2 separate regions of the Homo sapiens genome follow, and region 2 is linked to region 1. Evidence: read pairs that join two places in POLR2A ChIA-PET (ENCODE). Cell type or tissue: PC-9. All regions are shown on one strand. Links, peaks and the distances in the headings refer to the core of each region. The heading gives the core; the rest is flanking DNA.

The links. Peaks named below come from ENCODE experiments on the same cell type or tissue, not always from the same donor. Only the 100,000 strongest peaks of a DNase experiment are listed, where the experiment ranks them.
Region 2: POLR2A ChIA-PET joins it to region 1 with 10 read pairs; 23 of 35 experiments call an interaction of 5 or more read pairs at or near these places.

The regions. Positions count from the first base shown.
Region 1 is chr14:61,701,271-61,716,766 of GRCh38, reverse strand. All of the region lies in intron 1 of HIF1A (hypoxia inducible factor 1 subunit alpha), which reads right to left. It overlaps HIF1A-AS3 (HIF1A antisense RNA 3), which reads left to right. Exons shown (of 3, transcript NR_144368.1): 3 at 939-1,209. Among named protein-coding and RNA genes, the nearest start is that of HIF1A-AS1, 13 kb to the right of the region's middle. In PC-9, for the core only: no CTCF peak of the experiment used is centred there; no DNase peak of the experiment used is centred there; H3K27ac peaks cover 1,500 bases.
Region 2 is chr14:61,474,370-61,489,865 of GRCh38, reverse strand. It overlaps PRKCH (protein kinase C eta), which reads right to left. Exons shown (of 14, transcript NM_006255.5): 10 at 4,210-4,364. Among named protein-coding and RNA genes, the nearest start is that of PRKCH-AS2, 63 kb to the left of the region's middle. RefSeq lists enhancers at 10,142-10,311, 10,909-11,078, 12,156-12,215, 12,849-12,928, 13,039-13,138 and a cis regulatory region at 10,993. In PC-9, for the core only: no CTCF peak of the experiment used is centred there; DNase peaks (open chromatin) are centred at 9,505, 9,915 and 11,515; H3K27ac peaks cover 3,759 bases.

The sequences.
Region 1 (15,496 bases), core at 5,430-10,429:
AGGAAATATATTTAGAAAAATAATTTTGAGCCCGTCTTATTAAGCTTCTTGTGTACAAAGTTCATGAATAAGCAAGAGTTGTTTTATAGAGAATGTCTATTGTTCTTCAGATTAAGAACATAAAATATTTAGTGCTTTGTAGTAGGTCAGTAAAAATTAAAAAAAAATAAAAGGACACAAAATAATTGTAGGCATTTAAAGTCATCTTTTCGTATTGCACAAAAAGCCTGTTAGCATTCCTAATTGTAAAAATATGTGACTTCAAGAACTGAAGTTAAACCATAACTATTTAAAATGTGAGCAGATTATCAGATTTACTTCTAATAAAGTTAATGTACCTCAATTATGTTATTTGGTGAAATAACTCTTTCTGGCCTTGAAGGTACAAGTTGGTTTTTGTTGTTTTTGCACTTGCGTCAGTATTTCTACAGGACTGACATTCTGAAGTGAAATTTCATGATATAAAAAATGTGCTACTGAAATTTTTTAAAATACACAATAGCTTTCCAAATGGTTCTGTGCCCATTTTTGTCTCTGCCAGTTCATGAATGTGTATATCAATTCCCCCATGCACTCTGCAATATTATATATTACGCATCTTTTTAATCTTATTAATTTCTGCTGAGCTGATAGGTGAGAATTATATCTCATCATTTTAACTGCCCTGCACTTCTTAAAGTCTCAGGCCCAAGAAAAATGCAAAGAAAAGTTCATGTTCACTCTTCAGTTGGCATTTTTGCCTGCAGTTTTATTTTCATTTTATTTTAGAGACAGAGTCTTGCTCTGTCACCCAAGCTGGAGTACAGTGGCATGATCATAAGCTCACTGCAGCCTCGAAATCGTGGGCTCAAGCAATCCTCCCCCTCCCTACCTCAGCCTCCCAAGTAGCTACAGGCACACGCTACCATGCCCAACTAATTCTGTTAAATTTTTTGCAGAGACGGAATCTATGTTGCCTCGACTGGTCCTGAACTCCTGGGCTAAAGCGATCCTTCTGCCTTGGCCTCCCAAAGTGCGAGGATTATAGGTGTGAGCCACCCAACCTGGCCTTTGCCAGTATTTTTAAATCCAAACACCTATGCATGGTGCTTACTAATAACACAGTGGTATTCTAAACATTTTTCACCTATTATTTAATCTTTATTATTATCACCATGTTACAGATAAGGACCCTGGCTAAATAGCTTACCCAACATTACTCCGTTAATAAATGGTAGAACCTGTATTTCACTCAAGCAGTCTGGTGTCCACGCGATTAACACTAGACTATGTTGTCTCTCAAAAACTCATCCTGATTACCAAGGCAAGTATTTGTAAGTCTAGGCTATTATTATAAAGTTCGAAATTTGCCTACTTCACATGCCAAAGACATAAAGAAGGAATTATAGGAGTTGGCTTCAGAATTTAGGACTTGACCTAAGCTATTCAGAGAAACTCAGAACCAGGCTCTTTCTTGGAGTTTGCTTATAAATCCAAAATCCTAACTGAAAGGCACCTACAATGGTAATAGATGCTCTCTGCTCTACTGTCCAGCAGCTCTTCAAAGCAAGGTAATCCCTTCCGGTAATGCCAATCATTATGGCGAAAGAGTCAAAAGATGGTAATTCAGTCTATACTCCCAGTAGACTTTATTTGTACAGAGCAGCTATTTCAATATCTAAGTTCAACATTGTTGGTGTTTTACTTGCTCAACATTTGTCTAGCAGTCACAGAAACTGTTTTTTTTTTTCCTGAGACGGCATTTCACCCTTGTTGCCCAGACTGGAGTGCAATGGCGCGATCTCGGCTCACTGCAACCTCTGCCTCCTGGGTTCAAGCAATTCTCCTGCCTCAGCCTCCCGAGTAGCTGGGATTACAGGCGTGTGCCACCACGCCCAGCTAATTTTTGTATTCTTAGTAGAGATGGGGTTTCATTATGTTGGCCAGGCTGGTCTGGAACTCCTGACCTCAGGTGATCTGCCCACCTTGGCCTCCCAAAGTGTTCGGATTACAGGCGTTGAGCCACTGCGCCTGGCCCTTCCTTGTTGTTTGTACTCATTTTTAAAGTTATTCTAACTTGTATTAGGCCAAATTAATGAAGAAAGGCTTAAGTTTTTAAAATATTAAAAATATTTTAGATCTATACCTAAAGCTAACACACATACTATAATGATGCAGTCTCCTAACATGAGGTGATTTTCTGAAACTAACTGGTTTTTAAGTGGGAAGGGTTTTGTCCTCCAGAATTTTGTATAATGGTGGCATAAACACTGGAAGGTAACTCTCAAGGTCTAATCCTCAAGGTTTTTAATTCCATCATTTCCCACAGGAAAACAAATGGAAAATCCACCAAGTTCTTGGTTTGTATTTTGCAGCATATTTGAAGGAATTTTAGGAACTGAAATACCAGCAAACGAATAAACAAAAAGTATAACACCATCAGTACTTACTAAAACAACATCTCACATTTCCATAAGAGAATTCAGTTACTGTTCTTTTTCCTTAAATGGCTTTGAGCATTGTCTTGCTGTTTGCATAAGACTGTTTACTAACCTGAGTGTTTTCACAGATTTGGGAAGCTTAGATTTTTGAACGTTCCAGCAAACATTCAATTTGGTGTCAGCTTGACATTAAGATATACTCCTTACACACAGCTCTACTCTATATTTCACAATGTGCTCAGTTAATCTACTTTGATTCTATTTTTATAAATCTAAATAATCTCCTATTGTTTTGGAAAAAACTCTCCAACAGCTTTTTTCCCCCCTCTGCTCCCACACCACAGCAATCAACAACACAGAAGACAACTTCTGCAACCCTATCGGGAGAGGAGGGGTTCTCTCCACCACCAGGTGAGCAATCAGTTCTGCAGCGGACACCAACTGGGTGTCCTTCAATTCAATTCTAACACTATCTACCTGGAGACAGTGTCAGGTTGAGGGCTCAGTCCCCAAGACTGCCCCCTCAACAGGAGTTGCAAGTCTGGCCTCAGGAACTTCTGACTGACAGGCTTCAAAAGTTGGGATTCTCACAAACCCATCTTTGCTGGAGCAGCTCACAGAACTCAGGGAAACATGTTTACCAGTTTATAATAGAGGATATTAATAAGGATACACATGAAGAGATGTGTAGGGCGAGGTATGGGAGAAAGGATGCATCTATCAAGTACCATGCACTGTGCTAGGTACTAGAAATATAGTGAGAAGTAGAATAGCCTTTGAGCTTAAATGGCCTCCCACTCCTTAGTCTACTGAAATAGTCACCTAATGCTTTATTCCCAAATGCTTGTCTAGCTGCATCGTGAAGGACATTCAACATTTCAAATTCCTAGGCCTCACTGGGAATTTGAATCTGTAAATTCTGATTCAGTAGATCTAAGTCAGGATCCCAAAATCTGAGTTTTTAAAAACTTCCAAGATGCATATGATACGTAAGTTTGGGAACCACTAGCTGATCATTATTGCTAACCACTGTTACTCTGCTTTAATTTCTTTCTGAAACCATCACCATAAAGATCCTTCCGAAGTAAAGAAATTTGGCATTATGGCCTGATTAAAATCCCATTAAATGTACACAGGACAAGGTCTAATTATTTAAAAGGAAGCCCTCCCTTACCTAGTTCCCTGTCCACCTCTTTATCCTCATCATTTTCCACATTCTTCAGCCACACTGCAGTTACTCAAAAGCACCATAGTATTTCCTTTCTGGCTTGCTTACTCTACTCCTTCTGCCTGGGGTACCATTCCCAATATGTGGCTTGGTAAATTTATAAGAGAAACTTTTAAAGATTTAATTCAAACATCATTTTGTTTCTGTTTTTTTTTTTTTTCCTCTGGCTTCCAAAACTGGTCCTCTCTGGTAGAACTGATCACTCTAGTTATTTGGCTATATTAATCTTCCTTCACAATGCTTAAAGATTCTTGGGGGCAGGAAACTGTCACACATTCATCTTTGTCTTCTCAGTAGTGATGTGCGTAAGTTTGACTTTGACATATTTGCCCCAAATCTGCTATGACTTTGATTTCTGGCACAGGAAAAGCTGACTGCCCTTTCAACATTCTTTTTGGGAATCCCTGATTTGTGCTTTATTAGTGCTCCTAATCATAATTAACCAGCATATCAATGTTAGTACTATTAAATAAACATAATATTTGAATTTACTACAATTATCTGGATATGCATTTTCAAGTATAAGCAAGCATACTAGATATAAGTTACAGTGAAAATCTTATATTCTTTTGTCTCCCTGTTTCTTTGCACCCCTGTAATCTTTTTCTGTAACAGCAACTAGAATAATCCTTTTAACAAGAAATCAAGTCATATCACTCCTCTCTGCTTAAAATGGTTTTTGCCTCATTTAGAGTAAAAGCCAAAGCCCTTCCAATAGTCCATATGGGCCTCCACAATGGCCTCATTACCTCTTTGATCTCACCTTCTACCACTTTGCCCCCTTTGCTCATTCTGTTCTAACCATACTAGCCTCCTTACTGTTCTTAAAACACTTCAAACACATTGCCTCCTAGAGCCTTTGCACTAGTTGTTCCCCTTGCCTGGACTACTGCTACCCTAAATACCCACAAGGCTTGCTTCTCCACCTTTTTCAAGTCTTTGTCGCAGTCTCACCCTCATTGAGATTCCCTGATCACTGCCTCCATCTTGGTCCTCTTGCCCTGCTGTATTTTTATGAAAGCCTAAGTACATATCTTACTTGATTATTTTATTTTCTATCCCACCAATCCACACCTTCACTGGAAAGTAAGTTCCATAGAGGCGGAGACTTTTGTCTATTTTGTTCAATGAACATCCCAAGCACCTAGAACAGTTTCTGACACATAAGAAGTATTCAATTATGTGCTGGCTGAATGTATGAATTAATAAGTTGAGATTCGATCACTAGTTGAAGTATAAATATATATTTTTGCAAGAATAAATGCTACAGTAACTGATTATGACAGCTAATTCTGTGTACAAAAACAACCATTTATTTATCTAGCCAAGTTCCTGGCACAGAAAAGCAGCTTAGTAAATGTTAACAAATGAATCGTGGAATAAATGTGAACACAGGCAAACACAGGCATTAGCCACAAGGTAAACATCAGAGCCAGCAGAGCCAGCAGTGTCATCTTCCTGAAGTAGAAAAAAACAGCTATCAATTAAAACAATCACCCACCAGTATAACAATGAAGAGTATCACCATAAACCAAGGCAAATAAATGATCTTGCCAGGAAAGAGATTTAGAGGTGTAAAGAGAGAGCTGAGAAACTAGAAAGCCAATTTGCTGAAAAGAGGTTCAGTGTTTAAGATTAGTTCCCTTATCGCTTTCATCTACACTCATGTCTTTTACTGTTTTGTCCTAAGCAAATGTGGTCAGGAAAATGTGTGAGTTATAGTTAATGTTCTTAACCAATCAAATTACTAGCCGAGTGTAATGGTGCACTCCTGTAGTTCCAGATACTCAGGAGGCTGAGGCAGGAGGATTATTTGAGCCCAGGAGTTCAAGGCTGCAGTGAGCTGTGATTGTGCCACTGCACTCCAGACAGAGCAAGACACTGTCTCAAAAAAAAAAAAAAAAAAAAAAAGGAATACTTAAACATCTTTATCATCTTTATGTTTTCCGAACCCAGGCAGAAACAGGAGTTTACTAACTTTGGTTTCCACAGTCTTTTTCAAGAAAGTGCTGTCACGAAGTTTTCATTAAGTTGATACCTAATCCTATTGCCTTTTTTTTTTTTTTTTTTTGAGACAGAGTCTCGCACTGTTGCCCAAGGCTGAAGTACAGTGGTGCGATCTCCGCTCACTGCAACCTCCGCCTCCCAGGTTCAAGCGATTTTCCTGAGTAGCTGGGGTTACAGGCGCCTGCCACCACACCCGGCTAATTTTTTGTATTTTTACTAGAGATGGGGTTTCACTATGTTGGCCAGGCTGGTCTTGAACTCCTGACCTCTTGATCCGCCTGCCTCAGCCTCCCAAAGTGCTGGGATTACAGGCGTGAGCCACCGCGCCTGGCCAGCTTTGTTTTTTTAAGGAGGGTTACTTTTAGACAAGTATTTTATATGTATTATTGGAAGTATTATTAATAGGATCTGTTGTTACATTTTCTATCTAGTAATTGTTGCAAAACCAGAATACTTAAAACATCACATGTAATTTTTAAAAACCCTATCTCTACTTAATGGAAAAAATAGCAAAAACCTGACATTTCAAATTAAATATAAATTACATTTTCAAGACAGCTAGCAATCTATTATTTTATCTGGGAAAATATCTTCTGAATTCTAATCAATAAACTTTAAAAATAAACCTTTAGGATACCCACATGTTAGAGAATGTTATTGATGTATTCAAAAAATATTTCTTGATCATCTTCTATGAGTCTAACACTCTTCCCAGAACAGGACACGGTGCAATAAACAAAACAGACCAAGTCTCTACCTTCACGGAGGTTATCTTATGGAACAAATGTATTTTTACATTGCTTGTTGTTATCCAGCAATATTTTACCAGGGTCAATCCCTAACTGACAAAACACGTCACAGAAATTGTCTTTCCATTAAACCAGCTACCACAAAATTTCAGGATAAAAGCAAAGTCTACAAAAATTAATCTTTGCTTATACTAGATGCTACAATATAGTATTATATGAACAGAGCAGGCTATACAAAAAAAATTGAGTATGATTCCACTCCTGTGTGTAATGTATGTGTATAAATATAAACATATGTAGCTATACACACATATAACTCATAGATGCACAGATAAAACCAGAATACAGTGATATACAGTGTTAGCAAAGTTTACAAATATTAACTAGTTTCAAGATACCAGGATCACAAATTTTTTGTAATTTATTTTAACAAAAATTCACCATGAACTGACACTATCACTGTACCTGCATTTGTCAAAAAACTCTGAAAGAAGTAGTAATCTAACTTGAACTATCATATTTCTTTCCTACTGTATATCCTAAAGAAAAGTATAGACTGAACAGGCAATATAATTCAGTATCTTCAGTTTCTCATGCTAACCTAATTTTCAAATTTTGAAAATTCTGTATAATTAATTTGAAATTCAAAAAAACAGATGAAATGGTTTGTTTCTAAAGAAAAATGTTCAGAATGCATACACTTATTTTATTTTTGAAAGCAACTAAATTTCTTGGTTTAGATCATTATTATCTAAACGGCACAACAACATCTCTCTTAAATATCCATAATTAAAGAAAAGATGGATTTATTCACCTTCCAAACCTCACCAAAATGCTTACTTTAAATGTGATTTTCTAATGCAGTAAAATAAACGGGGAAAAGAATCACTGTTTTACATTGGAGGGTTCCTTCTGAAAATGAAATCTATATCACATCTGAAATAGCCATAATGTGTAAATTTTTCATTTACATGTTAATTTATTAAGTAGCTAATACTTTTCCATGTGTTTACATTAATGTGTATTGAAATATTACTTGTAAGAAGAATGTGCTTTTTGTTTTTAGATTATTCCTGACTAGTGATATAAATAAAATCTTTCCTGGTCCAGAATTGGTGTTGAGCCTCTCAACAAATCTTTGAGCCCTGATTATATATAAGGTATTGTGCCAGGTGCAGTGGCTCACGCCTGTAATCCCAGCACTTTGGGAGGCTGAGGTGGGCGGATCACCTGAGGTCGGGAGTTCGAGACCAGCCTGACCAACATGGAGAAACCCCGTCTCTACTAAAAATACAAAATTAGCTAGGCATGTTGCCACGTGCCTGTAACCCCAGCTACTCGGGAGGCTGAGGCAGGAGAATCAACTGAACCTGGGAGATGGAGGTTGTGGTGAGCTGAGATTACACCATTGCACTCCAGCCTGGGCAACAAGAGCAAAACTCCATTTCAAAAAAAAGAAGTATTGTGCTAGATAAATAAAACAACAAAAATGTGTATGTAAAGTTTTTACTCTAAGATGAAGGTTCTCAAACGTCAGTTTTCATCACAGTCCCCTGGAAGAATTCTCAAAACACAGAATGCTTGCCAAGTCAATCCTAAGCCAAAAGAACAAAGCTGGAGGCATCACACTACCTGACTTCAAACTATACTACAAGGATGCAGTAACCAAAACAGCATGGTACTGGTACCAAAACAGAGATATAGACCAATGGAACAGAACAGAGCCCTCAGAAATAATGCCGCTTATCTACAACCATCTGATCTTTGACAAACCTGACAAAAACAAGAAATGGGGAAAGGATTCCCTATTTAATAAATGGTGCTGGGAAAACTGGCTAGCCATATGCAGAAAGCTGAAACTGGATCCCTTCCTTACACCTTATGCTAAAATTAATTCAAGATGGATTAAAGACTTAAATGTTAGACCTAAAACCATAAAAACCGTAGAATAAAACCTAGGCAATACCATTCAGGACATAGGCATGGGCAAGGACTTCATGTTTAAAACACCAAAAGCCATGGCAACAGAAGCCAAAATTGACAAATAGGATCTAATTAAACTAAAGAGCTTCTGCACAGCAAAAGAAACTACCATCAGAGTGAACAGGCAACCTACAGAATGGGAGAAAATTTTTGCAATCTACTCATCTGACAAAGGGCTAGTATCCAGAATCTACAATGAACTCAAACAAATTTACAAGAAAAAAACAACCCCATCAAAAAGTGGGCAAACGATATGAACAGACACTTCTCAAAAGACGACATTTATGCTGCCAAAAGACACATGAAAAAATGCTCATCATCACTGGCCATCAGAGAAATGCAAATCAAAACCACAATGAGATACCATCTCACACCAGTTAGAATGGCGATCATTAAAAAGTCAGGAAACAACAGGTGCTGGAGAGGATGTGGAGAAACAGGAACACTTTTACACTGTTAGTGGGACTGTAAACTAGTTCAACCATTGTGGAAGTCAGTGTGGCGATTCCTCAGGGATCTAGAACTAGAAATACCATTTGACCCAGCCATCCCATTACTGGGTATATACCCAAAGGATTATAAATCATGCTGCTATAAAGACACATGCACACGTATGTTTATTGTGGCACTATTCACAATAGCAAAGACTTGGAACCAACCCAAATGTCCAATAATGATAGACTGGATTAAGAAAATGTGGCACATATACACCATGGAATACTATTCAGCCATAAAAAAGGATGAGTTCATGTCCTTTGTAGGGACATGGATGAAGCCGGAAACCATCATTCTCAGCAAACTATCGCAAGGACAAAAAACCAAACACCGCGTGTTCTCACTCATAGGTAGGAACTGAACAATGAGAACACATGGACACAGGAAGGGGAACATCACACGCCGGGGCCTGTTGTGGGGTGGGGGGAGCGGGGAGGGATAGCATTAGGAGATATACCTAATGTTAAATGACGAGTTACTGGGTGCAGCACACCAACATGGCACATGTATACATATGTAACTAACCTGCACGTTGTGCACATGTACCCTAAAACTTAAAGTATAATAAAGAAAAAAAAAACACAGAATGCTGAGCCTTACTTCCAGAGTTTCTGATTTATGAAGTCTGAATGGCGCCTGAGAATGTGCATTTCTAACAAGTTAGTAATGCACCAACTAGGTGTTACCAATGATGATAATCTGGGGACCACTCTGAGCCCCTCTGCTCTAAGAAGATACTTAACGTGTTCTTCAAAAATGCCCAAAGAAGTAAAAGAGCAACGCTCAAAACTAGTTTGTTACATACTTTTCTCTTTAAAAAACCTACCCAAATGCTTTACAAATACAGGAAATATATCCACCTCCTAAGACATTAATACACCACATACTTAGAACTTAGTAATTATAAAATACACTAACTACACTGACTAGACTATTCAATGGTTGACCTGTGGTATATATCCACAATCATCAATAGAACTTTTTTCCCCCAAATATAGAAGGCCAAATCCCAACCCTGGAAATTCAAATTAAAGGCTTGGCACATCTGTTTAAAAAATAATATCAACATAATCCTGATGAGCACTCTTAGCTGTTTAAAGTCTATGTTTCATTTCTGAGTGCTTGTAAAATTTACAGATCCCTGAGTTCCATCCCAAAATTACCAAATCAGAATCTCTGGCGAATGGGTCCCTGGGAATCCATAGAGCAACTAGACACTCAGGTGATTTAACCACAGAAGTTTGAGAAACATTAGCAGGTCTTAAAGCAAAAGCTTAACAGGTAGGCCAGCAAATTTTGAAAAACGAGAATAATTTATTTTTAGCTATAACTGAATACACATCCTATAACATACCATGTTTGTCAGGCAAAACACTGAATATAGTGAGTTTCACAATACTATGTAATGTGAGGTATAATTGCTAAGAATAAGAAGCTAGCAGTAAAAGTCAATAAGCCAGCAAGAACAAGTGTGCGTTTAGTAAAACTTTGCCTTAAACACGTAAGTGCATGAGTAGAGTTCAAAGATGACCTAAGGAAGAATGTGGCAACTGAATTTTTTTCCAGTTCTCTGAAACAATTTTTTAAAAGTCAGCTTTTAATACCTTCATGAATGTCACAAACATTCAAGAGTGAAGAATCACTGTTCATGGTTAAGAGCTGTGTATCACTGACTTTCCCCAAATTACCTACTCTATCACTCTTCTTTCTCTGCATTGCTTCCTTCTCAGCTTGTAAATCCTTTTCTTTCTGTTTCCCTTATTTATATGCTCTTAGATGGTAACAGATCTAAGACTAGAACCTAAGAAGGTCAGTGACCCTAAACTTTGTGTGTATGTAGAAGAATGTGTCCTTGAAATAATTATTTGCTTAACTTTAATAGAAGATGCATAAATAATAATAAAGTACTTACATAACAGGAAAAAACACATGTATTGAAATAAGGGTGTACAATAGAAAGCATACCCTAAAGACTTCTTCTATTAAATATTTAGCTCTAAACCTTGACCATGATTAAGATTCTGGAAATGACAAAGGAGCAGCTCTCCTAAAGCAAGAGTCTCTGTTTTCCAACTATACTAATCCATCCTATCCAATATTACCAAATAAATTTTCCAAAGTGACCTTCTGATCCTGTTTCTTTGTCTTTAAAAAGGGTTAGGTAACACTATTAGTGTGTGGCAGATCTCAGATTCCACCTGAGAATCTCCACCCTTTTCCCCATTTTAATATGAAGCCCCATTTTTAATATGGCCTATGCCTTTCCACAAATCAGATGCTCAATATATAATTTTTAAATTAAAAGATTCAAGAAATTTGGGACTATTTTTTAAGAATAGAAGGAAGAAACATGATAGCTACCCTCAGATATTTGAAAAGGATATCAAACAAAAGGCGGATTTGGTAATTTATACAACTCCAGAGAGTAATAAATAGGAATTACAACATGGCAGTGCTTTGTTTAATAGAGTTAAAGCAGTGTTGAAGTTACACTCTATGAGAATTTTTAAAACCGTGTTTTCATTTTGGTGGCATTGTAAAAAAAGAAAAGGCATATTCTACATCATCTAAATGATCTCTCCATAGTTCTGTATACTTGCCTCAAGCCTTCTGTGTTTGAGGCTGCATTTGTTTATGATCAAACTGTTACCAAATGACCACTAAAAGGAACAAGGTTACATTTTTTAATGCAGTATACATACTCAGACTGAGGTCACTGGGTACATCTCAAAAATTCAGAGGATTATTTTGCTCCAAAAGAGATCTGAACATTAATCCTGTGTTAAGAAACACAGGAATAAAAAAGAAAATAAGTAGATTGTCTTGTGAGAATGTTTTGTGTATGTATGTCTGAAAATTCTAAAAGCAGACTGGCCAATGCGCCTGTGGTGGTTGACATTAAATAACAAAACTTAAACCCAAAAGTCTGTACTTCGCAAGAACCTCAAACTTTAAAGTGCAATGAACTGAAAATTTAAAAATGGAATATGCTATGAATGAATGAATGAACATAAAAAATGGAATGTTCAACTGTGGCCTAAGCCATCAACGATTCAATGCTGTACTCAATAAATTAGCTGCACAAATACCTGTTGAATAAATGAATGCACAACAATCTGTTACAGGACATAGTATAATAGTTAGGTGCCTGAGTCATGGTTAAGCGTTGAAGAAATTTTTTGAACCACTGAAATAAGTCAACTTAAATTATTCAAGAAAATATCCCTTCATCCATTCACAGTGAAGGCTTTGACTACTGGTTTGACACTATAACCATTTAAATATTTTAACTATGTTAGCTACAAAGGCAGGCAATATCCAACTTTCCTCTGCTAACAAGTTAAAAGACATTTAATGAGATTCTGGACACAAAGGACATGGAAATGTAGGCTTTCTTAATTTCCCCCTCCTTTAACATCCCAAATAAATAGCTTTGAGAACATTTTTCTTCCTTTAGTATTACCACTATGGAAAATTATTTTAGAATAACATGTCTATACATAAACCAGTATTTAGTCTGCAAAGGCCAGATGTTTATGGAAAAAAAACCAAGTAAAGGAAAAGCATCAGTAACTATTCTGCCACTATTATTTACTCACTGGTGGTGAATAGCCTTCGTCAGATTATCACAAAGAAGGCTTGAGCGATTCTAAACAATGTTGAAAACAACTTAACCAATACTATAATATTATGAATATATGGATAGTTTCTACTTAATTAAGCCCTTACTTTGTGCCAAGAGCTGTTCTGAGTGTTTCATATGAGTTGATGTATCATTTCATTCTCATAACAATCCTATAAGGCAATTATTCTTATCATCCCAATAAAGCAATTTGTGTAAGATCACACAGTAGAGCTAAACGATCTAGAAAAATGTGTGATCTTAACACATATTTAGTAGAGAAAAGGATCATCTTTTTCTTGAGATGAAAACCCTAACCCATAGAAGAAATACTCAACTTCCCAAAAGTCATGACAAGAACAGCTTGCAGAATGACTACACTTGGTAGAAAACTATAGAATATGAATTCAAATGACTTGCAACAAAAACTCATGGCCCATTAATTACTGGTCAAGAGTTCTGTGTATAGTAAGATAATATTCTACAAGAAGACCATCAAATATGCTACAATAAGACATATTTGACTCATGTAATCAGGGAACTCCATTCACATGGCCAAGTAGGGCAAAACGTTTTCTTCTAGGAAACTGATATATAGACACTAGAAGAGAGAGGGAGTTTTTTTTACTTTTTTTTTTTTTATATTACAAACTGTATGGATGCAGGTATGGGGATGCTAGCCGTCCTCTTCCACACCATACAGACAGCCTGTCAGTGGCAGAGTAAGGCCAGCATGCAAATAGAGCAAAGGTATACAAGCCAAGTAATATCAAGACAAAAGTCAGGGATTATTACACTCTGAGATCATTTGAGACTCTAGATTTGTCTCTTAAACCAAAATTAGATTGTGTTAGCCAATGACTACATTTTCCCCTCTTAAACTAGATTGAGTTGTATTTTGCTACTTGCAATAAGAAGAATCCTAATATACTTATCAAATTGCCAGTGTTCCAAATTTAAAACTTTAATGATGATAAAGTTCAAGAAAATGACACTCTAAAATACAACTAGGTCAAACTTTCTAGAAGATAAACAGGCAATTACATTGAAAGCTTTAAAATGGATACTTTTTGACCCTGTAATTCTACTTCTTCTAATTTATTATTAAGAAAGAACCATGAGGCCGGGCATGGTGGCTCACGCCTGTAATCTCAGCACTTTTCTCACTTTTTTGAGAATAGGTTTGATAAAAAGGCAGTAATGGTAAAACAGACTATATCTGAAATCTGGAGAGTATTAAGAGCCATATATTATGTTAAGTACCCAACATTAATATTATCTAATTTAACCATCACCACAAGCCTACAAAATTCTGATACTCTTCCTCACTATTTAGATGGGAAAAAATGTAGATGTAAATTTTTTAAAAGCAGGTTAAAAACAGTACTCAGTCCCTAATCCTACAGTTATTAACATACAGATGTAACACAGAATTGAGAAATAGTAGACAATGGTCTCTACATAGTGAAAAAGCAGGTGATTTTTATTTCTTTGTGCACCTGTGTAGTTTTTAAATTTTTTCCTCCAAAATTTTAAAATTTCATTAACATTAAAATAGTTTAGCCAGATCAAATGATTGTAAACACACTCAGGGAACTCCTATTTAAATGGTATTCTATTATAAAGCAAAGAGAATAATCAATGCTCTTCTATTATAAAGCAAAGAAAATAAACCCCAACCTTACTATAAAGTAATAGAATTTAAATATCTATATCAAAAAAAGTCAAAGGAGATTCTTTAACTTTCTTCTTACCAATCAGTGAATCTCAGACAGGGAACTAAAGAATTAAAACATTCTTTTTAATTTTTTTTTTTTTTTTTTGGAGACAGCATCTCACACTGTCATCAGGCTGGAGTGCAGTGGCGCGATCTTGGCTCACTGCAACCTCTGCTTCCCAGGTTCAAGCGATTCTCCTGCCTCAGCCTCCGAGTAGCTGGGATTACAGGCATGTGCCACCACATCCTGCTATTTTTTTTTTTTTTTTTTTGTATTTTTAGTAGAGACGGGGTTTCTCCAAGTTGGTCAGGCTTGTCTTGAACTCCTGACCTCAGGTGATTCACCTGCCCCGGCCTCCCAAAATGGTGGGATTACAGGCAGGAGCCACCGTGCCGGGCCGACAATATTTCTAAAGAAACCTTTTAAAAACCTGCATTCTCTTTGTTCATCCAATTATTCAATCATTGTCTCATTTGTTAATTCAAATACTTATTAAGAGCTCACTGTGTACACCACGTACCAGTATTCACACCACAGATTTCTTTTTTAATTTTTTTGAAACACAGTCTTGCTCTGTCACCCAGGCTGGAGTGCAATGGGGCGATCTTGGCTCACCGCAACCTCCGCCTCCCAGGTTCAAGCAATTCTCCTGCCTCAGCCTCCTAAGTAGCTGGGATTACAGGCACCCGCCACCACGCCTGGCTAATTTTGGTATTTTTAGTAGAGATGGGGTTTCACCATGTTGGCCAGGCTGGTCTCGAACTCCTGACCTCAGGTGATCCACCCACCTCGGCATCCCAAAGTACTGGGATTACAAGCATGAGCCACCGCGCCCAGCCCACAAATTTCAAATTCAGCCTACTTGGGATTTGGTCCACTGAAACATATCCAGTTTTATAATGGAAAGGGGGAGGGTAGAAATCATTTTAAAGAAATTTGCTTAGCATCTGAATTTACAAGACTCTTAAGAACAGAAACGTATCCCAACCCTCAAAGACTTCAACTTTCGCCTTTAAACCTTATTTTTAACCATAGTATTTTTCAGCTGGAAAAACAAATCCTCCCAAACTACTTGGAAAAAAAAAAGGGGGAAACACGGGGGACCTGTCCTTAATGAGTGAAAATTGCAATATTAAATACTAGACACTTTTAAATTAATTTGCCTAAATATATTGTGACTTTTCAAACAAGTGAAGAACTACATACAGTAAACTATGTTCCATCACTACATTTTCCCATTTACAAGATAATAAATTTTCAAAATCATATGTTGA
Region 2 (15,496 bases), core at 6,790-11,789, 230 kb after region 1:
CCTTTAATACAGTTGATGAAACATGCTGAAAGATGTCTGGTCAATGGGATGCATGCCCCTTTGTTTCCCTTACTTTTCTGTAGGGCTTGACTCCGGAAAAAAGTCAACACCATGAGTAAATTATTCATGAGCACTGTCTGGCCTTCCAATCGGCCAAGAAGCCCAGGACAAAAGAATGAATAGTCTTCTTTTTTTCCCCTTGGGAGAACTGACTTGATGACTGCCTCCTTCCCAGCCTACTCTTCTTGGTTTCTGGGCCATGGCAGGTTCCAGACCCTCCAACCAAAGGCAGAGAGGCAGGCCCTTCCCTTGCTGAGTCTCCTAGGAACTGGGCTTCTGTTCCTCCACAAAATACAAGTGAATACATCTGAGAATCAGGGTCAGAACACAAGACGGAATGCGTGCAAACGTAACTGGCCCATGTCCTCTTGCACAGGCACAGGCAGCTAAAGAAGAAATTTGTGTCAGAGGAGCCTAAGGTACTACCTTCTGAAGCTTTCTTTAACAGTGACTTGCATATGGTATCATCTTTGTAACCTGCTGGAAAATAAACACCTCTCTCCCTCCCCTCCCTCAAAGAATCCAAACAGACAAACAACAGCTCTGTTTGGATAGGTCAGAGGCATCTTCTGGGGGATTATTTTAGCTCTGATAAAGGGCGTTCTGGGACATGTATGATAAAAGAGGCTGCCTGATACTCCCAAGTTTCTCACTGGGCTCTTGTATCAAAACCACACCCTCTGTGACCCAAATGTGCCCTTTACTGTGTGTGAATTCCAAGGACTTGGCTTTCAAAGTCTTATCCTTAAGACTCTGTTCCCAGCCTGTATACTGAATGGAATTAAATTATCCTGTGAAATAAATCCAAGGGATAAAAATAGCATTTGAATCTATCCTAATTAACTGTGTTCCCTTCAAAGTCAACCATATCAGTTAGAGCCTGAACATGGGATTCAAGTCCAAGAGTAAATTAAAATCAATTCTCAGAACTGAACCACAGACACCATGAATTGAAATAAAATTTGTCAAGATGGGGGCTGGCACTGCTTCATCAGAAACCACATCAAGTTACAGTGTCTACCCACCATATTTTGAGACAAATGAGACAAGTAGACTGAGGGGCGGTAATATCCAATGAAGGAAAGGAAGCTTGCTGCTCGGCCCAACTCAAAGCCTCTGAGGATTCAAGAAAGCTTGAGATAAGACTGAATTGCTTTTGCCCACTCTACCTTATTTTCAGGAATTGAAGTGGTCCTATCACCAAAAAGGACTAAGAAGCTGACACTGTAATGGTACTCTAAATCCTCAAGTCTCTCCTGAGAAGACAGTGTAGCCCAGTGGTTAGAACCATGGTTTGAATTCTGACTTCACTACCAGTTAGCAGTCTGGTGATGAAGTCTTTGGAAGACCTAATTATTCATCGGAACAGTGTGGACACTATTATTGTTATACAATAATATTGTTAGAAGAATCAATAGACGAATGCAAGGGAAGTGCTGGTCCTGTAACAAGTGCTCGTTTTATTGATTTATTGATTGATTGACACTCAGGGTCTTGCTCTGTCACCCAGGCTGGAATACAGTGGCACAGTTACAGCTCACTGCAGCCTCAATCTCCTGGGCTCAAGCAATTCTCCCACCTCAGCCTCCCAAGTAGCTAGGACCACAGGTGCATGCCACCATGCCTGCCGAATTTTTTTCTTTTTTTTTTTTTTGAGACGGAGTCTCGCTGTCGCCCAGGCTGGAGTGCGGTGGCGCGATCTCGGCTCACTGCAGGCTCCGCCCCCTGCGGTTCACACTATTCTTCTGCCTCAGCCTCCCGAGTAGCTGGGACTACAGGCACCCGCCACCTTGCCCGGCTAATTTTTTGTATTTTTAGTAGAGACAGGGTTTCAGGGTGTTAGCCAGGATGGTCTCGATCTCCTGACCTCGTGATCCGCCCGCCTCGGCCTCCCAGAGTGCTGGGATTACAGGCGTGAGCCACCGCGCCCGGCTGGCTAATTTTTTAACATATATGTATATGTTTTTTTTTTTTTGTAGAGATAGGGGTCTCCTTATGTTGCCCCGGCTGGCCTCAAACTTCCAGGCTCAAGCGATCCTCCCCGCTCAGCCTTCCGAGGTGCTGGGATTAGAGGTGTGAGTCACCACACCCAGTCCAAGTGTTCAGTTAGGTCTTGTTGTTAATATTATTTTGATCTGCAGCAGAAGTCCCTGTCAAGTAGGGGAGTCATTACTTACATGTAGTTTTTAAAACTACATGTGGAAACGTCTCTCTTCGGGGCAAGCGGAGTGGAGATGGCTGGATTAGCCGCGGAGAGGAGAACAAAAATGGAATTTACTGCCTGGAGTCTGATAGCATGAGGACGACGCTTAACTCCCTTCACCATCAGAGATCATACCAGCAACCTCCACAAAGCATACACTGGAAAGAAAGTGGAGAGTGGGAAAAAAATGCTGTGATCTAATCCCCACAGCCTGGTCAAGAAAGCTCAAAACAAGCTGCCTAATCAACCTGCTGCAGCCCCGTGACCTAAGAACGAGCAGAGATCCTAGACTGCTTTCAAACAGGTGGCTCCCACTGTCCTTATCCAGGCTGGTTCCCAGTTCTGCACCCTCTTCCCTCCTGCACAGTGCCGTGAGGCTGTGATAAATGCACTGTATGGAGTTGAGGTCTAGGGGATCTGCACTGAGAATGAATTAGAGAAGTGTCTCTGTGGTACCTGCCACACCTGCTATGCAGTGCTTGCGTTCCCACTTATCTCCAGCACCACCCACCAGTCTTACTGCACTCTCTCTAAGAGAGTTACTACTTGTTCTCTTCCTATTTTGACTCCCACGGTATTTAAGAATATTCACTGTTTTTAAAGCTCTTATAATTTAATAATGATGTCAATACTGTCATGAGTTTATGATAGGAACTGCATTTAACAAGGTTAATAAATAGCAAATTTCAATCAGGAAATCCTTTACTTTGGCATTCATGCCCCTAATATACGAAAATTTTTCTCTAAGGAAAGCAACAATTGCATCTCAAGAGAAAAAGAGTTTATGTGAGCTGGGTGTGGTGACTCATGCCTGTAATCCTAGCACTTTAGGAGGCCAAGGTGGGAGGATTGCTTGAGGCCAGGAGTTCAAGACCGACCTAGCCAAAATAGCAAGACACTGTCTTAAAAAAAAAAAAAGAAAGAAAGAAAGAAAAGAAATAAAACAATAAAAAAGAAAAAAGAGCATATGTGCAATTAGGTGAGGACACTAACAGCAGAAAAAAAAACAGGAAAATGTGAGAATAAAAATTATCTAACATTCACTATTACACTTCTCACTGTCTCCAACCTTCTCTCTGACTAAAGTTACATTTGATATCTGTTGAATTCTGAGACTTAACAACATCAAGCAGATTCGGAGTCCATTCAAAGTATGGTATATTATGATCAAAAGATTGTGTGTCACAAAATGGAGAATCAAATATTTGGGAGGGGGCTACACACGGAAGATATTATCATGCAGGACACTGCTCACAAGTGGCTCACCTAGCTCCTGACTGGTGAGCCATGCTCCACATGACTGTAATTCTTGTAACTTAGAGCAGGTTAGCCACACCCTTTAGTTAAGGTGTAGATTCTTAAAATGGAATAGAATCATGGTTAAGGGATTCACTTCAAATGTTAAAATGAAAAAAAGAGAACAACAGTGTGTTTAGCACCCTGCAGGTCTTGGCTATGACAGGTCCTTAGCAAACTGGGGCTGAACCAATTCATGAATAAACAGTCTCTTCTGAGACTGTCGGGCCTATTTTATGAATACAAAGTGAGGCAAATTTTAGATTGCAGGCAGTGTTTATTACTGTTATTAATTTATCCTAATGGATCCTTGGAACCTTTGTGAAGCCTGGGCAACATTGCAAGACCCCTGTCTCTACAAAAAATAAAAAATAAAAATTAGCCATGTGTAGTGGTGCGTGCCTGTAGTCCCAGCTATCTACTTGGGAGGTCCAGATGGACCGGCTGCAGTGAGCCATGATTGCGCCACTGCACTCCAGCCCGGGCTATGGAGTGAGACCCTGTCTCAAAAACAAAAACCAAAACAAAACTTCTGTGAATTTAATTCCAAAAAAGGTTTCAACTGATTATCATGAGAAGTGGAAGGATGGATCATACCAGGAGAGGGAAGAGGCAGTGAATTAGAAGACAGGGCAGCAACCAAAACTCACCTATAGATGATTCCTTTATCATGGAGGAACATGAGAGCCGAAATGATTTCTGCAGCATAGAAGCGAGCTCGTGCTTCATCAAAACGACGAGACTTCTGAATGTGGAACATCAAGTCACCCCCATTCACAAACTCCATCACAAAAAACAGACGATCCTGGATACAAACACAAGAGAGGGCCCAATGTGGTGTAGCAATTAACCTAGAGCTCCATCAGCAGCATATTGCCTAAGGCTGTGGCATAGAGAGGACACTGTCAAGTGGATGTATTCCAGGAAACATCCTGACCATGGGTCAGGGTGCAGTGCAACCGGTCTGGTGGGATTAGATCCCCTGGGCAGAGCAGCACCTGGATCTCCTGTAGTTCATTTCACACAGCCTTGAATTGCTACATGAAATCAAAAGTACAGAAGGCATCAGAAACCTTTGACTCGAGTTCCAGCTCTGTACCTTAAAGGTCATGTACCTGGAGAGAGAATGTAAATCGAAAGGTAAATGCCTTTAATCTGGAACATGTGGGGTTAATTACCCAAAGTAAAGGACACCTAGCAGGTGCTCTAGTTCTCACAAATGGGCAGAGAACAATCACAGAAAAAGAACACCCCTTTAGACAAGTCAGCCAAACAGAAGTGGAGGCCGGGTGCAGTGGCTCATGCCTGTAATCCTACCAATTTGGGAGGCCTATGTGGGTGGATCCCTTGAGCCCAGGGGTTCAAGACCAGCCTGGGCAATATAGCAAGAGGTTGTCTATACAAAAAAATAAAAAAAAAATTAGGCAGGAGGATCACCTGAGCCCGGGAAGTAAAGGCTGCAATGAGCTGTGATTGTGCCACGGCACTCCCACCTGAGCGACAGGAGTAAGACTCCTTCTTCCAAAAAAAAAAAAAAAAAAAGGAAGCCAAATGACAGCCTCACAGTAGCATCCACATTGGAAATACCACTCAGTCCTTCAAAAGATTGAGTCAAGAGTCGGAATGTAGAAATGAGCGAGATGCCATCTCCCCCTTAAGTGACTCTCAACCTAGCAGGTAAAAGTGGACTCTTAAAAGTCACTATGCAGTGTACTAAATACTATGCAAGTAGTGTGAATAAAGTGCTATGGAAATCATGACTGCTTCATGAAAGAAACGTGTAGGTCTCATTTAAAAAGTGATCCAAGATTTATCTAAGTGTAAAACGTTTTGCTTCAAGCACCTCTAAGATAAATGGGTTTCCTCACTCCTTCCTGTGACATTTATGAAATTCCTGATTAGCTGGTGCTGAGTTCGGAGCCGGGATCCCATAGAGAGTAGAGCAGACACAGCCTCTCCCCATACAGAGTTTGGTGTGAGAAACACATTACTCAAAAAAAAAAAAAAAAAAAAAAGTGACACAAGCAGATTGACAAATTCTGGTAAATCCTGTGAAGGAAAAGCAGAGGAAGCGTGATATCTGGTCACCTGCCTGGGGGTCAGGCGACGTCTCTGAGCAAGGGAAACATGAGCTAAGGCCCACAGGATGAGTGCCATCGACTTGGGACCCCGTGATACCATTTTGTGGGATTGCAGATTATTTTGCGAGGAAAGTGGTATTTTACCAACGGATGCAGATACACAGAACCTATCATTATTTTTGGGTGAGACAGGGTCTCATTCTGTCACCCAAGCTGAAGTGCAGTGGCACGATCTTGGCTCACTGCAGCCTTGACCTCCAGGGCTCAAGCAATCCTCCTACCTCAGCCTCTGGAGTAGTTGGGACTACAGGCGTGCGCCACCACACCCGGCTTTGATTTTTAGTAGAGATGGGGTCTCATTATATTGCCCAGGCTGGTCTCGAGTCCTGAGCTCAAGCAATACTCCCACCTCAACCTCCCAAAGTGCTGGGATTACAGGCATGAGCTACCACACCCAGCCTTGAACCTATCTTTATTTGTGGTTGTAAGTGCCACCGGCTTTGCACAGGGTGTTTCCACACATTCACAGCTGAACAATGGGCAGAGCAGGGTGCGTGCTCCTGCTCAGCTCCCATTGCAAGCCTGGTGTAACCACGCAGACCCCTATCAGAAGGAAGCACGGCTTATGACCTCCTATGCCCTATTTTAACTAACGCCTTAATTAGAAGAAAAAAAAATCCCCTGAATTTATTAAACACTTCTTTCTGCTAAAAGCGAAGCAAGAATTTAATAGTGAAGAAGGAATGGCAAGATTCACAAAACAAAAACCACCACCACCAAAACAACTCTTCGGGTTGGCCAATGTAAGCCAACAGGCAAACTATGTAAATACAGCAAGCCATCTGCCTAAGCTCCTGGCCTTCATTTGAGGGTGACTGACAAGGGGAGAGGCAGAATTGGGTGGGACAAGCTTTGATGAGCAATGGCTGTCCTGTATTTTCTAAATGGGAAGGATTAAGGTAGAATTAGCAGGTTAGCAACAGGTTGGGCGGAGGATATACACACACCGGAAACATCCCAAAAAGCTGCATCTGCATAGTAAGGTTTTATGCCAATGCTGTATCTGTCCATTTGGAGGGATGGCCACTGATGGCCTGAGGAAGACTAAGACAAAAAGCCACCCTGAATCATCTCTGGGCAAGGAGGTCAGTCTTACATGTTTTCGTTAACCAGCCTGTTCATCTTCCTCGTGGATCTGACTGGCAGTCACATGAATTCCAATTGCTCTGAACACCTGGCTACTGGAACTGGGTCAGTGGGGAAGTGGCCATTCCTTAGGCTGCTATAAGTGGCGCACTTGGCAAGAGTTTTAAGGCAGTAGGCATCGAAAGCCTAAAATCTAAAAGCCAGACTGTGGGCTAAATTCCAGATCTGGGGGGAGAAAATCCTGCCCTCTAGTCTTGCTTTAGCCCAGCCCCATCTACAGCCCTGGAGGCAGATTCTCAGATAATGCCAGACTCTGGCAGATTCACCTCTGCTACACAGTGAGGGACCATAAGCTTTAGAATTCCAGAAAGATGGGTTCTGCTGTACCTGTTTCTTTTCATTCAGAGTCTCATTTCTAACCTCCTGTCTGGCACCACCTGGAACACAGAGTGTAATTCACAGCCCTCAGGTTATGAGCAACTCTTGAAGCAGGCAGGAGACACAGGCCAGCTGAGACACGACGACGACTTAATGCAGAGTACTGGTCCATCCTATCAAAGACCTCAAATAACGTCACCAGGTATAAAAAACAAAGACATGTTTATCAACAAGCAAAATGTTTTTGCTGTGAGGAAACCCTCTGTTGACCTGCACTTCTGTTCACCCCATTTTAAAATGTTTGCTGCAGAGAGGCAAAGATTTGGCAGCAATTTCTCCAAGATTACTTTTGAAGAGAAGGAGATAAACGACAAAAAATCTCTAGTGTTTAGAAAAGAAGATCCAGGCCAGGCGTGGTGGCTCATGCCTGTCATCCCAGCACTTTGGGAGGCTGAGGCGGGCAGATCACTCGAGGTCAGAAGTTCAAAACCAGCCTGGGCAACGTGGTGAAACCCCGTCTCTACTAAAAGTACAAGAAAATTAGCTGGGCATGGTGGCATGCACCTCTAATTCCAGCTACTTGGGAGGCTGAGGCAGGAGAATCACTTGAACCCGGGATGCAGAGGTTGCAGTGAGCCAAGATCGCGCCATGCACTCCAGCCTGGGAGACAGAGGGGGACTCTGTCTCAAAAAAAAAAAAAAAAAAAAAAAGGAAAAGGAAAGAAGACCCACACATCATCAGGTGGTGGGTGGTGGGGTGAGGAGTCATCATCAGAAGTAAAATTGTATTAAGTATGTCCTCAGGTCCCTTCGGGCAAGTGTGCAGTAAGTGATAGCTGCTGCTGAAGCTGCCAATGCTTGTGCTCTCATGTAGGTATTTTCAATTTAAAAAAAGATCACAAACGTGAATGTGCAGGATGATTTTAGTTATAGCCAAAAATGCAGACAGATGCATAGAAAGGATAAAAAAGATGGCTATAGAGTGACAGAAGTCAGTTTTTTGTTGTGGGATCGGGGTGACATTTCTTTTTTCTACCTTTCAGTATCTTTCAAAGTTTCTATGATGAGTGTGTATTACTCTTGCAATTAGAAGCAAACTAAAGTCACATGTGCTTCCTCCATGTTTTTCTTATTTTCATCTGAAAGATGGAAGATAAGACATGGGAAAGACACAGTTGTGAGGCTGTTTGAGAGAGCCCTTGTTTAGGCAATGGGAGTCAGAAAGCAGCTACAAAAAGAAATTGTTGCATCCTTGTTGCCCATTATTAAGGGACACGAGTAACCACCCATGTCCCATAATGGCCTTTCTGCTGCCTGAGGTAACCAGGCTTGTTGGAATGGCATCCACAGTGAAAATCGGCTGGCTCTGGTTCAGGTCCCAGCAGCTCCACTTGGAGCCTGGTGCGCAGGCTTTACGACATCTACTACAGCTTGCAGAGATCTTCTTGGTTCCTTTAAGGTTCTGAACAAAGACAAATGTTTACTAAACACACACGTGGTACGCCAGGGCCTGGGTAAGGACCCAGTCTCCTAAAACTAATATGACTCCACACTGCTCTCAGTAAGCTCATGGACATGCAGACACAGCACATCGCCACAGTGTGTTAAGTGCAGTGGAGAGGTACAGAAGGTGTTATGGGGACACCGAGCAGGGCATCTGAGCAGCCTGGAGGTGGAGGTGGAATTTGGCAGGTGGGGTTTGGGGGGAAGCTTCTGAGAGGAGTCAATTCCCCAGCCTAGAAGGATGAGGGTATGCAAGTCAGGCTGGAGTGGGGACTGAGGTGGGAGGTGTCAGGAAGACTGTGCAGTTGAAGTGTAAGATGTCAGGCAGACGGGAGGGACTGCGAAGGCAGGCAGGTTGTCAAGCGCTGGAGTGGGTGAGTGTGAGGCTTCGCTGTAACTGTACTGCTGTTTTCAAAATGAAATGCAGAAAAAGCAAAAAGCTACTTAGGGGTGCTTTCACAGGTCACCCACAAATGAGAAGTGCAGGGTCTCTGCTGCCATTAATAAACATGATCACTCACTACCAGTCTCTACTAGAATTATAAGCCCAGTGCCTGGGGTAAAACAGGTGCAGCTATGGTGCTTGGCTTGAAAAAGACTCCAGTAATGTTGGAACTTGCCACATAGAATAAAACAACATCAGCTACAAAAGCAAATCACTCCAGCAAAATTAATTCCAAAGGAGTAAAACTTCTCATATTTAGTGAATGCCCTTTACAAAGCAAAGACCTGTATTTGAAGCTCTAAAAGGAGGCAAAAGATAACCTCTCACCTACAGCTCTACTCTCAGTCTGTGCTATTTAAGAATTAGTATCACTGATGACTCAACAAACACCAAATCATGCTTCACAAATTCAATTGTGAAGCAACTAGGTGAAGCATTTTTTGGAAATCCTGCATTTAGGGAAGTACTGGAAGATGGATTATGGTTGTAGTGAGTCACTCCTATGGCAGAGAGGGGTTTCCCAAATCCCACTCTAGACAGAGATGGCAAAGATGACTGTTTCTGTATTTAAACCTGTGCATAGAACCATTTTGGTTTTTCTAAAGTCCATTTTCCTAGAAACTGAGCCTGCACATCTGTACAGCTTTACCTGAGGCTTTTGGCTTCTGTCAGGTGAAGTCTGCCCTGACCTGTGTGGTAGGAAATCTCAAGGCCAGGAGACCGGTTTAACATCACTTCTAAAGCCAAGTGGCTAAGCCCTTTGTCCCTGCTCCTCTCTTTTGTCCCTGATTCAGCCAACCACAAGTACAAGTCATTAACATGGGGTGATGAACACCGGTGGGAGTGAAAGCAACTCAGAAATCCCTTTGTCCCACACCTGGTGTGAGTTACAGGTGTGGGAGGCAGAGGAGCTGCTGCCTGGTGATAATAGAATTCCTGTCGTCACTTGCTCTGATGCCACTGACCTGCTGCAGTCTGGGTCCACTCTCTGCCCTGGCTATCAGTTCAGAACTATTCCTTCCCCAGGCCCAAGGGGCTAAAAATATCCCCCGAATAATGGCTGTCAGTATAAGTAAGGTGCATTCCCTAAGGCCCCCTCATTAAGGGCTGTTCGATAGGAGTTAAAGCTGATGGGCAATTTGTATGAACAAGAGACATAACATCCGGGTGGATGAAAGTGCTATGCCAGGATGGTACCAGTGACAAGATGATACTAACTAAGGAAAGTGACTGGAGAGCGAGCATGGACCAGGCAGGGCAAGATCCTGTAAGGTCACTGGGGCAAACATCTTTGGAGGCATCTGCTCAGCTCATGGTGATCCCTTCCTCAGCATTTACCCATGCTCCAGCCTGGCCGCATGGGTAAACGCTCAGCATCTGTGCACAGCCAGTTAGATCAAGCTGCACCTGCTCAGAGTCTCTTTTCCAGAAAACTGAAACTGAGGTAAAAAGCTTTTAATTTAGTCTAGGCTGTGTGCAGGAACTGAGGAAACATGAGTTAGGAAACGGAAACTGCTTTTGCAGTGTAAACGTGGGAAATGCCTGGGTATAAGAGAGTGGAGAAAGACTGGGTGGGTGGATGGACAGGTGGGTGGGTGAAGGAGAAGAATGAAGCAGAAACATAGAGTGAGGCAGAGACAAGAGATCAGGGAGGGTGAGTGAGCCAAGAGCAAAACTGCCAGGGTTCCTCATGTCTTTCTGGTTTCAGATCAGCCGAGAGAGCTGGCCAACTCCTGCCCTTGGGTTGCATGAGACATCCGTTGTACCTCTGAATCTTTATTTTTAGTTCTTTTTTTTGCATAGCCTTAAGAAAGTTTTCTTACTACCTGAAGTAAATTTTCTGCTACCAGGAGAATTTCAGCTAAAATACACACAATTTTTGTTTTTCTTTTTGAGACAGGGTCTTGCTCTGTCACCCAGGCTGGAGGGCAGTGGCAGGATCATGGCTCACTGCAGCGCTGAACTTCTGGGCTTAAGTGATCCTTCCAACCTCAGCCTCCTGTGCGGCTGGGACCACAGGTTTGTGCCACCACATCTGGCTAATTTTTTGTATAGACTGGGTATCTTTGTGTTGCACAGGCTGGTCTTGAACTCCTAGGCTCAAGCAATCCTACCTCGGCCTCCCAAAGTGCTGGGATTACAGGCGTGAGCAACCATGCATGGCACACACACCCATTTTTAAGGGGTAAGAAGTTTCCTTATTTATTTATAAATCTGGGATAATAACATCTATAACTACAGTGATCATGTAAAGATTAAACCAGAAGCCAAGTGCCTCATACAGTGCCAAGCCCAGAAAAGAATCTCAATCAATAGAAGCTATTGGTACCACTACATTATATAAAGAGGAGATTTTGTGCCCAGTGCCCAAGTCCCTGGTATGACTAAGAGGAAGCCCAGGGCAGTGGCGACACCTGGGCTCTGGGCCAGGATGCTTGAGGTCCAAGAGCAACTCCTGCTGTGCTGTATTTAGCTTCTCTCTCACAAAACTCACTTCTGCAAAATGGGGATAATAAGACAACCCAACTCACAGGTTTGTGAGGATTAAATGATTTAAGCTAAGGGCTTTGAATAGTGTCTGGCATACCATAAGTGAAATGCTCAAGAAATGTTAGCAACTATTATTATCCTCATCATCATGAGTGCATCCACTGCAGCTTCAGCCGCCATGGCCGTCTGCTCCCAGGGCTCCAAAGGGCCTGATGCATGAGGCATAGGAAGGCCCCTTGGCTGTGGCTGTGGCACACGTGGCAGTGAGCTGCATGCACTGGGTCTCGAGGCCTCCTTCACAGACCTCCAAGACTGGCGGAGGTACACACACACTCACAAGTGGACAGGAATGAAACAGCAGCCGAAACAGCAACTGCAGCAGCTCCCCCAACCCTCAGTGTGGGACAAGGGTATAGAGGGTCGAAGGAGGTGGAAGGAGTCCTAGCCCAGCTGTTGGGACACAGGGATGTTTCCCGATGCTATATGGTAATGGCCTTGACCGGGTAAGGACTTTTCTTTCTGGGAAATGCTTGCTAAGCAAGGGGTTACAAAACTAGATTTGATAACCAAAACATACTAACAAAGGTTTCAGTTCTGATAAGTTTTCTAACACTGACTGGTAATTCATATTTTCTATTTTAGGGGCTTTATAATAATTATTATTGCAAAACAAATGCCCTCCTTATGTACTAAAAACATATTACTGTAAGCGAGACTTTTTATAGCAGTTATTCTTCCTTTCTATAAAGTTGATTCAATCTCAGAACCAGATTGCAAAGATTTGTCTCCATTTAAAGAAAAAATCTGTTGTCTCTATGATTTAAAGACTGCATTTGAAGATGTATCATTCCAGAAACCAAGGCAGTAGGAAATAGCCACCATACTCAGAATTATAGTGAGGATGCAGATTACCTTTTGGAAATAATTCAAAGATAGACATAACACGTAAAAGTTATGAAAAATGTAGCTATTGCTTTAAGGCAATGTTAAGCTGGGAGCCACATCTATTCTTACTTACCCAAGTTCTAAGAACTGCCTTGGAGTATTTCTACATGAATAACAAGCTCATGCTGTATGAAAAGCTGCAGAGTGCTATTGACGGCTGGGGGAAAGGAGAAGGAAATCTCCGTAACAGATAGCAGTGTTGAACTTCTCCTAAGTACCGTTGCTTTATTATTTTTCTCAGACAAAGTCATCTACAGGGTGAGCAGGGAGTTCAAATAAACAGGAAACAGTTACTGACGTCAAAGAGGTCACAGTGGAAAAGCACCCGCATGAGGAAATCTGATTGCACCATGTCTGAACTGGAAATAACTTGAATTTAACCACATTAAGAAAGATTACAAAGGCTTCAAGGAAGAAACAATGAGAAGGAGTCTAATGGCTGCATTTTTTTTTTGAACTTATCATTTTGCACAGCCCAGAAGATGTCAGAGGTTAATTCAATCACCCAGCAACCCCTGTGTCAAGCCCACAGGCAAGATACATCCTGTCTGAGCTGAGACTAGTCTTTGGGAAGGTGAAATATGTCCTGAATATAACAAAGCCTTAGGACTTTGCATTTCAAACCTAGAGGGACACACAGCTCTTTTCAAAGACCAAGTGTTTTCCTAGTAATCTGGATGCATTATAGCCATCTCTCATAATGAAACCTGACAAGGCTTACTGGCATATATACAGTAGACCAGGGAAACAAAGAGGAAATCTACCTTGCAGTTTAACACACTGTGAAACATCCAGGCCAGGATGTTCTTTAAAGCATAAATAAGTGGTAACATATGATCAGGGGTACAGCAGAGTCAGAGCACAAGTCCCCTCTTCCTGATGGAACCTCCTTTGGCATTTCTGGTCCACATACAGCTTTCCAGTATCATTGTGTAGGGCTGGGATGGATCTGTGCACTTGGTCTTCTTTTCCATGGGGGACCGGAAACCCTTGAAGGCAGAGCCCAGATACTAAGTGAGATATCTTTAATAGCACCAAGCACAGTGCCTGGCCAATTGTGAGGGTTAATAAATGCTTCAAGAGTGAACATAATAGGAACCATTTTTGTCTCCTGGTAAAATTTAAAATGGAACTTTAGAAGAGCTGGAACAAACTGCCAAGATTCGTTTCACCCAACCATTTTACAGAAGCAAAGGGCAAAGAAGTGAAGTACCTTGCCCATAGTTAAAACAGTTTGTGGAAGAGTTAAGTAGGACAATCAGGTCTGCTGATGCTATATTTTCCTTTATAAAGCTTTGATTTTTCTATTTATAAAACTAATTACATATCCATAGTTCAAATGTAATTACAAAGTAAATAGATAGAAAATTGAGAAGAAAATAAAGAAAATTCAAATAAAATCACCCTAATCCTGACAACCAGATATAGAAGTCTCAAGCTTTTAGCTTCCAAAGAACTGGAGATTTCAGGGCAAATAAGAAGTTTTCAAGGTAATGTTAACTAGATTTAATTTTTCCTTTGTGTCCTAATTATACTTAACATTTTATAGCATGTTTTAAAAACAGAAAGGAAAAAGTAAAAAACATACACTTCTCTTTTCATTTATATTGCATATTATTTCCTGATATAATTAGTCATCAAGACCATGATTTTTTTAACAGTTGCATGCTATTCCCGATGCCAGTTCTATGAAGTCCTACAATTAGCTTGACTTCTAATTAGGTTAATGAAAATAAAAGGACACAGCTTTTATAGTCTCTATGCCATGATAAAGATCATTTTTTTAGCCTGGTAAAGCAGGCATCTCTCAGTGGAGATGATTGCTAACTGGGCACGGTGTTTTAATTGATTGGTCAATCATTTAGACATCACTAACCTTTAGAGCACCCCCTAGTGGTCGAGAAGAACGTTTGAACAAACCTCCTAGTCAAAAACTATCCACATTTGAAATACACTAAAACTTAAGAGTCACAAAGAAGATATCTTGGATGATTATCTACTTTTTAAAAAAGGTTTAGCAACTTAACAAAAGCATCCACAATAGGATTTCTTCAAGTCATTATTTCACATAGTGAAATTCTCTTTATAAAGCTTTTGGTTTAAGCATCAAATAGGATATTTATGGACTTAGTTTGTATAGGGCTTGTAGGATAAAGAGTAAAAATACCATTTCATTTATTTAGATCATTTTTCATGATGGAGATCCCTAAACTGTGTAAACTTTTAAGACAACCACAATTTCATTTCTCCCTCTGATCTATGTATGAATTCGACACTTATGCCATGTGGGAAGATATTTTGGGTTATAGTTGATTAGACACTTTGCCCAGTTAGAGAAGTAGAGACTATGGCCAAGAATATGCCATATCTGCCTCAAGGTGATGCCTGGGAATCTACTGGCTGAGAATTCATTTCCTCTCCCCCTGTCTGCAGTGCTGATGCACGGGCCGAAGTTTCTGTGTGGAATGTGCCTTTCACATGCTATTCTGAGTTTGATTCCTCCACTGTAGCCATGACAAACTCTTCTCTGGTCCTCTGGCTGGGGAACAAAATCTGTTCAAGCAAATGACATGCCCACAATTTCTTCCCAAACTATTAAAAAATTTTTTTAAAATTATACTTTAAGTTCTAGGGTACATGTGCACAACGTGCAGGTTTGTTACATAGGTATATATGTGCCATGTTGGTTTGCTGTACCCATCAACTCGTCATTTACATTAGGTATTTCTCCTAATGCTATCCCTCCCCCAGCCCCCCATCCCCTGCCAGGCCCCAGTGTGTGATGTTTCCCACCCTGTGTCCATGTGTTCAACTCCCACCTATGAGTGAGAACATGCAGTGTTCCCAAACCATTTTTGCAATCTGGGTTACATATTGATCTCCACTGTCAATTAAGGAAGAAAGTTGCAGACCTTACTCTAAAGGTATGGAGGCTAAATTAAAAGAGGT